Regions from separate parts of the Homo sapiens genome. Here region 1 is linked to region 2. Evidence: chromatin contacts called from ENCODE Hi-C or POLR2A ChIA-PET data. All regions are on one chromosome and are shown on one strand. Each heading gives the region's core, a stretch centred on a gene start or an enhancer-like site at or near the end of the contact. The rest is flanking DNA. Distances are from core to core; before and after follow the strand shown. Region 1 has its middle 640 kb from the start of MMUT. Region 2 has its middle 650 kb from the start of PTCHD4.

Region 1 (4,071 bases), core at 97-2,596, 61 kb before region 2:
TTTGAACTAAACTCTGATTTTTTGTCTTGCCCAAATTCCTATTTAGGAGTCCTGGGGAGTCATGCCCTACAAATCATAAATTCTTATCAGATGGGTTTTATTTAGTCCTATATATCGTGACTTACTTTCCAACCTGACTCTGGCATAACATTATGAGACAAGGAAGAAATCAAATTATTTTGCCCCAAAAGATGTTTATTTGACATATTTTGAAATGATCCAGCAAAGCTGTTCTTTGTGGGGGGAAAATTTTCATCTGTAGAGAATCTTCATTAACATAGCTAGATCTTTTCCTGCTAGACCTTCCCAATCCTAAACAGATTAATTAAGATCTGAATAGAAAACATTTGTCATCTATTGTCTCTAAGGGCAGCCATTATAAGACTTCAAAAGAACTTTGGTCTCTACAACCTTTTATCTTAACTTGAACATCCCCTTCCTATCAATCCAAGGTCTTTAGACAAACTCAGCCAATTGTCAATCAAAAATGTTTAAATTCACCTATAGCCTGGAAGCCCCCATGCTTTGAGTTGTCCTGCCTTTTTGTACCAAACCAATGTATTTATTAACTGTATTTGATTGATGTATCATGCCTCTCCAAAATGTATAAAACCGAGCTGCGCCCCAACCACCTGGGGCACACGTTCTCATGACCTCCTGAGAGGTTACTCATATTTGGCTCAGAATAAATCTCTTCAAGTATTTTACAAAGTTTGACTCTTCTCGTTCAAACCGCCCCCCAAAGCCCCACCCCACTGTTCCAGGAAAAACCTGGCCTGGGGCTGCCTCCTAAAGAACTAGGGTGTAGTGAAGACTCAGTCACAACTTGAGTCATCTCTCCTCCCTGGCAGAATGGGCTCCCTTTTTGCCTATCCTTCCTGTGAGGAACCATCAAGGCATTTGCCTGCACTGACTTAAAGTTCTTATCTGTGGCTTGAGTCATTTGGGTGTGGCATAGAACTAGAAACTGTGTCGATGGTGACTGAGCCCTGGTATGAGAAAGTAAAACGTGTATTCAAAATGAATGCCCAGGCAACATACAATTTTAAGAATTCTTTACACCCTGAAATTCCATTTCCTCATCTCTTAGGTTCTTGATTTGCTGGAGAGTATTCCTATTAGGATAAAAGAATATAAGGAATAAGATGCTTTCTTTATAAACTACAAGATCTGATAGAGTGTCAGCTGTACCTTGTGGTGCTGTGCAATAAAATGGCTTATGATGTCTGAGTCAGAGCTTCTCAGTTATAGCTCATGGAGGCCTCTGGGAAAAAATGACTTATTAACGCTGAATCATTCTTTTGTCGTTTCTTAAATAACAGGGTAAATTTAGCAATTATTTGTAGTCATGACACATTCTGATTCTAACTGGAGCAAAGATTTTGAAACTTTAAACCAAATGGAACTGAGCATCATCCATCCATTCCACAGACCTGTCTGGAATAATTTTAACCAGGAATCTTAGTGCCCTCCTCCAGCAGCTCTTCCCCAGAGAGTCATAAAGTGATTTTAAAATTTTTATCTGTGATTTACTAGCCATTCCCAGAGGACAAGCCTGCTGATAAGAAAAAAAAAAAAAACAAAACTATTTGGCTTGCTTTTTCTTATTTCTTCACTTTTAATCCATCTGAATGTTCTCTGTATAGCTTGGGTTATTTATCAAAACCCAAAGCACTATGCTTAGAAATAGTATCTTAGAATAACAGCTAAAGTTATCCTTAGGATTAAAAAACAGAATAAATGAGATTTATTTTTATGAGAATCATAAAGTTAGAAGAAATTGGAAGTCTTGTCCTTAAAAATAATCAGAAAAGTAACAAAAAAGAAAAAATCTTATATCACAAGGAAGGAATTTTGTTGTTAATAAAAATGACTTTTAAAGGGGAGAAAGTGAAGTGTTAACATAAGACTGGGCTGTAAGGAATTCCTGATAATGTACTACAGCTTTGCAACATTTAATTCCCACAGACTGTCAGAAAGCTGATTAACTGTAATCAGGAATATGATGTTTGCCACATATTATAGGACCTTTTCGTTAGTGTGTTTTATTTGAGAAATTAAATATGTATTTGACCACTGCTTACATAAACAAACTCAAAAAGAAATTTCTCAAATATCCATCATAGCAAGCATTTTTCATACTACAGTCATACTTTATCTAAACAATCGTTTACTTAGATTTATCCTGGTCTTTCACTTTCTCTGAATTTACACAATGTCAGGAAAAAGTTTTGATACACAATTACCTTGAACCAAGTTATTTTATTTTTTAAAAAATAGCCCTATTACAATATAATTCACATGCCATGTAATTCACCCACTTGAAGTGTATAATTCACTGGTTTTTAATGTATTTACAAAATTGTGCAACAGTCACAACAATAAGCATTTCCATCACCCCGTAAGGAAATCCTGAAACCATCATCAGCCACTCCCCATTTCCCACCAGCCTTAGGTAAAGATCAGTTTACTTTCTGTTTCTATAGATTTGCCTGTTCCGGACATTTCATATAAATGGAATCATACAATTATGGTCTTTTGTGACAGGCTCCTGTAAATTAGCATGTTTTTAAAGGTTTGTCTATGTTGTATCACTATAAGTATTTCATTTATTTTTATTGCTGAATAACATGCCGTTGTATGGTTATACCACATTTTGTTTCATTTGATGAAACATTTTGGTTGTTTCCTCTTGAGGGCTAATATAAATAAATACTGCTATTTTAGAACTGATCTGTCCTCTTAATGTTAAAATTGAGCAAGTCAACCTGGCTTATAATATGAATCACTCCCTGTGACAAAACACACTTACTCTTTAAGGAGTCCAGGACTCCTTAAAATTTGGATTTGAAAGATCAAATTGGGGCCAGGTGCAGTAGTTCATGCCTATAATCCCAGCATTTTGGGAGGCCGAGGCGGGCAGATCACCTGAGGTCAGGAGTTCGAGACCAGCCTGGCCAAAACGGTCAAACCCCATCTCTACTAAAAATACAAAAATTAGCCTGGCATGGTGGCAGGCGCCTGTAATCCTAGCTACTCAGGAGGCTGAGGCAGGAGAATTGCTTGAACCTGGGAGGCGGAGGTTGCAGTGAGCTGAGATTGCACCATTACACTCCAGCCTGGCGGAGAAGAGCGAGACTTCATCTCAAAAAAAGAGAAAGATCAAATGGGGATGCTCTGTAAATTACTATACTTTACAAATAATCGGTGTCCCTTGAGAGCATTGTAGTGCTTGAAGTTTAGAAAAAGCTGTTTTTTCATTTGCAAAGAGATCTACCTTTCAGGAGTATCCATATACTGAAGATAAATGTAGGAGTTTAGGGGCTTTGATATTTTTTATGAAAATAGAAAAGAATCCCCAAAACAATAGTGATAGCCTACCACCTCACACATCCGTCATATGGACCACAATTTTTAACATACATGGAAAGACAGGAAGCATTATTGAACACATAAAATGAGAGCAGATCCCAAGCTAACTAGGGCAGTAGAAAAATATTCTTTCGCAGCATTCATCAGTTAACTTACTAATTAGCATTATAATTATTCTGAAGACTAGGAACATTTCCCCTGGAAGGTTCCTTTTTTTTTTTTTTTGAGACAGAGTTTCACTCTTGTTGTCCAGGCTTGGGTGCAATGGCGCGATCTTGGCTCACTGCAACCTCCGCCTCCTGGATTCAAGCAATTCCCTTGCCTTAGCCTCCTGAGTAGCTGGGATTACAGGCATGCACCACCACGCCCACCAATTTTGTATTTCTAGTAGAGATGGGGTTTCACCATGTTGATCAGGCTGGTCTCGAACTCCCGACCTCAGGTGATCTGCACCCCCGCCCCCCGCCCGGCTTCCCAACGTGCTGAGATTACAGACGTGAGCTACCGCGCCCAGACTGGGAGGTTCCTTTTAATCAGGAGTGGCAAGAGGTACCCAGCTGACTTAAGGATACCTAAAAGAATATCTTTATGGTAGAACTACTATCAATAGTTAACTTGGAGTTAAGGAAAATTCAATATTCTTGCTTTTTACTTAGTAAATGTATCTTAAGCCTTTGTCTTGTTCTCATCACCTTAATT
Region 2 (4,606 bases), core at 208-2,707:
CTTCTTTCCCAAACATCATTTGTAATATTGAGTATAATGTTATTTAATACACTCAACACATTCTGAGAGTAATACAAATGCAATCCAGAATGTTTCATTAATGTAAGTCATGATTTCTAAATACTCCTCCTCATCCAATTTCATTTTAATTACAAATTAATTTTTAACTTAACATAAAGTCATATATTAAGTACATCTGCTCCTTAGGATTTGTTACTAACTTTATAGTTATAATTTCCTAATTATAATTTTCCAATAATAGTTTCCTAATTTCATAATAGTTCTTCTACAACCTAATGGTGATCCCTCAAATGTAAAGTTTGTTATCAGGAATAATTTTCAACAAGAAATAAAACTTTAAAAGAAGGTGATTCTATAGTTATTAAAATATTGCTAGAAACATATTAAAGCAAGAAAATCAATCAAGAGATAAAGAACATCACTACATCAAGTGTTAAATCTTCCACAAACTATGAGTGGATGATTTACAAAACAAAATAAAATCTCAAAGACACTGGAACAAAAAGTTTCCCATGTATTGTTATATATTTTTCTCTATATTAGTTTGTTCTTGAAGAGAAATTGATGTAGAAAAATCTTAATCTCATACATGCTTCCTCAAAATGGAAAATTTGAAGTTATAAATATTGTATTGGATAATTATATTGGATGCATATAAGAGTGAAAACATTGATGTTATTAGCATTTCCAGTGCACACAAGATAGATCCTTGTATTCATGGTGTTATTTTTCAAGGTGTTCAAGCAAATGGAGGTGATGTATATTAATTGATAGAGTGGAAGTTGTGTAGTAACTTGGAATGTACTCCCTGCAGGTAAAGATGATTTATTTCACAATTTGCTCATTGCTTCATCTGTGGGATAAATAAATGAAGTTATTATTGAAAAGTATTATTAGGGCTCTAAAAAATGTAAGTCATGAGTAAAAGAACTTAAGCCTCAGAGTAGTAATGGTGAGATGGCAGCAAAAGGTGTCTAGATTTAATTTTAATGTCTTCTGAGTCTGAAAGTCTATATTTTTAAGCAGGGGAACATACACAGTATAAATACTTCTATAATATTCATATTTGTATATCAAGTATCTGTAGCATTGAGTACATTTTTTAGTGCTTCTCATTTCTTTTACCTGATGTTATGGTAATCTATTTACTAATAATATGAGCCCAAATTCACATGTACTATCCACTTGAGCAAAGCATTTAACCTGTATTTGTATTATCCTTAAAATAATTCTGTAGGATAGATTTTTTTTTAATTTTACTTTTTGGGAAACTCATGTTCACAGAATTTAAGTCCCTTGATGAAAATATCATAGCAAGTGACTGAGTCAGTTAAGGAAAGAAATCTGGACTTTGAATTCTGCTTTGTGTGACTCACATCTGGGTGTTTTTCACCCCATGGTACTTGGAACTCCCTTTGTGCAGGGCTACATATTACTCACTTGAATCAATTTCTCAACCTTACTTCACCTGTAATGCTACAGGTCAAATCTGCTGAATGGATATGTAATTGAGAAGAATCTGGCGGGCATAGTGATGTCGTGTTAGATAAAAACTTCGGGGATCCCTGTGTTCCAGCATGTTCTGGACCTAGATAATAGTATGACCTTGAATACATTATTTCACCTTCTTTGTGGGCATCAAATTCTTCAAGTACAAAAAAGGAAGTAGTTATTAAAATTACATCTGATCATGGTTTTGTAATCTAGAACTCTATAAATAGGAGCTATTAGTAGCAGGGATAAAATTAATAATCCCAGCACTGGTCTTTATTCCAAGTTTATCCTGTCACTGCCAATATGCCGGCCAATCCCTGTAGCCTCTACCTCTTGGGCTCAAGCTATCCTCCCAACTCAGCTCCCCAAAGTGCTGGGATTACAGGAGCAATCCCAGCAACATGTCTGGCTAACTGGCCAGTCTTTTAAACATTTTGTTCTGGGATACACACTTCTACCTTCAGTCTTGTATTTTCTTCTTAGAATGAGAGCAACAGAAAATGCTCTATGATAGTATGAAAAGGAGATAAAGAGTCTAACACATAAATCTGGAACTTGAGACCATTTCATACATTTTTTACTTGGTAATCTGTGCTTTTGGTAAGTCCCTCAAAAAGTACGAAGTGGCAAGGATAGCTCAAAGAGTTTAAAGCCTAATTTAGTGTTCCTTTTTTATTCCATGTTTATTGCAGCACTATTCACAATAGCTATGATTTGGAAGCAACCTAGGGTCCATCAATAGATAAATGAATGAAAAAAAATGTGATATATTGACTATTGTTTCTTAACACAGCCACAGCAGTATTTTTGTTTTCATTTGACAAAAACATTACATTGATGTAATTTGATACTGAAGACACATTTTTTTTCTCCATACTGGATATCCATATAAGCAGTAGGTGGCTCTCTTGAGCTATTCGTTCGAGCATTCGGAAGTCTGACTGCCCGGGGATTCAGCCACACTTGGTAGATGGCAATCCCCTGTAAATACCTTGGGAGGAAAGGCCACTAACTCGAGAAAATCCAGATTATTGTATTACTTTCTAAGTGCTCTAAATGTTAATGCTGTGTTTTTTAAAGATACGCTGGAAATATGAAAATACACAGATTATCTCTTCAATTAAAGAAAATAACTTGCCTATGTTTCCCTACCAGTTTTCCTGATTCAAGACATATGCATTACAATAGTGAATTTAAAATTCCTTTGAGGATAAAGAGCTAGAAAAGATTAAGAAATTCATTGAACTACCCATCTGTTTTAGGTTTTTCTGTCCTCATATGCTTGACTGTGATAAGAAGATGGAAGTAAATGAATTGTAAATCGCACTGTTAACATTTAAAGTTTTACCAAATAAGGGTGGTTATTTTTCCTTTATTACATCAATGCTTTGTGTGGTGATTGCTATTCATAGTTGGAAATCCCAGCCAGGCTATAGAAGATTTTAGGTTTTATATTTTAAAATTTTTATATGTAGAAGGCAGAAAATGGTTTCATATTTTCTCTCTGCTAGCAGGTTATTTTTAAAATATAGAACTCTGCATGTGTTTAGTGGCACCACACCCCTCACTTTGTTATGCAACACTATGAGCAGGTAGTGGTAGGGTTTCCTATATTAAGTTTCAGAATTTTATTACCTATCAAGTGTCAGAAAGTTGCTGCCAAGATCATTAAAATCTACACAATAAATAGAGTAAAACTAATTCAACAGTAAAAAAACACATGCAATTGCCAAATCAGAGTTCCCAATATTAAATAACTTCAGAAACCAGACACATAATAAAGACGAGTGAAGCACATCGGGTAATGAAAGGAATGGGAAGGATACGGAGAAATGGAGACTTCTGTTGTGCCTGACCGTATTACTTATCAAAAGCTTTAAATCTGTATTCCGATGAAACTAAATGTATCCGGCCACAGTCTTATTGTTGAATACATGTTTGCAGCTCATGTAGGAAGGGTAGAAGAATCTGGGCTCTTGCCTGGACTCTCTGCTTTGTTTGGTTGTTTTAAATATAAAGTGCTGATATGAGAACAACCAGCTGTAGGCATACACTTATAATCAGCTACAGGAAATCTGGATAGATAAGACCCAGATGAAATTAAATAGAGAATAATAGTTCAAATGGGACACATTGAGACAGATTATTTCCTAATTAAAGTAGTTTGTTGTGTTTCTGAAGTTATTTCAATAAACTAGTATTCTGGTTTTCATCAGAAAATAACTATCACTTAAAAGAAATGGCTACTTCATCATATATTCTGGAAAGTTCCAGCTTTCTCATAGGTAATATAAGTTTTGTTTATTAGAGTTCAGTAGAGTGCTGGACAGTCTGCTATTTCTATACATAAGGAGAGCATTTTAAAAATGAAAGAAAGAATCCTCAGACCAACTTTAATCTTCTGGATGAGTCTACTAAGTTTCAGTTAGGTTAGAGAAATAATCTAAGAGCAAAATTTTAAAAAAGTGATTAGAACATTTGTTTCTTAATTTTATGCCCATAGTGTTACCAGACTTGTGGTTATATGCAAAATATAAAACATCTGCTATATTCTTCCTTACTTCACGACTTTGCAAGACAACAGTTCCATGCAAAAATAACGACACAGGTTTATATAGTTGGAAAAGCCATCATGTTCCACTAAATACCATCAATATTGGTAACTTGCATACAGCCAAGGCAACACTTACCTATAGTAACACAATTTTACCTGTGTGCTGGCAATTCCATTAGACATAACCCCTTCAGATATAGAGACTTCCTGTCAAGGCAGAGAATGACATCCCCTTGAAATAGACAGGCTGGGTACAGACTTTGTTTCGTGAGATTCATGTGTAAGATCATACACACACTCAGTACTTACTGGAAAATGATATTTAATAAGTCCTTCAAACTCAGACCTTTAGTTAAAGTTAACATACAAAATTCTTCAAATTTAATGATGTAATCATATGCTTGAAATTCTCCAAATTCAGTTATGCATTCCAATCTCTTCACATTAAGGCACGTATAATAAAGGATACTATTTGTAGAGCAGACTAGGACCCACCTCATGGTCAGACACTCTTGTAAAAGAGACACTCTGAGCTAA

The links. Hi-C counts contacts between places; a loop is a spot of excess contacts on that map. ChIA-PET counts read pairs that join two places held with the same protein, here RNA polymerase II (POLR2A). Pooled maps may share reads with other maps.
Region 1: a map of PC-3 shows a loop between it and region 2 (13-fold over the local background). The contact joins two enhancer-like sites. A Hi-C loop is called at or near these places in 5 of 168 maps with a recorded cell type or tissue (HCT116, MCF 10A, PC-3 and 2 more) and 3 of 50 pooled maps. POLR2A ChIA-PET finds 5 or more read pairs at or near these places in 4 of 52 experiments (A673, CD8-positive, alpha-beta memory T cell, MCF 10A and 1 more).

Annotation. Positions count from the first base shown.
Region 1 is chr6:48,824,331-48,828,401 of GRCh38, reverse strand. No RefSeq gene overlaps it. Among named protein-coding and RNA genes, the nearest start is that of MMUT, 640 kb to the left of the region's middle. RefSeq lists an enhancer at 430-1,629. Within about 2 kb of position 1,346, at least 10 of the 41 ENCODE cell types and tissues checked have a DNase peak (open chromatin) inside an H3K27ac peak, as active enhancers do; they include PC-3 and PC-9, where a contact is called at or near this core.
Region 2 is chr6:48,763,367-48,767,972 of GRCh38, reverse strand. No RefSeq gene overlaps it. Among named protein-coding and RNA genes, the nearest start is that of PTCHD4, 650 kb to the right of the region's middle. RefSeq lists an enhancer at 2,343-2,940. Within about 2 kb of position 1,457, at least 2 of the 41 ENCODE cell types and tissues checked have a DNase peak (open chromatin) inside an H3K27ac peak, as active enhancers do; they include PC-3 and PC-9, where a contact is called at or near this core.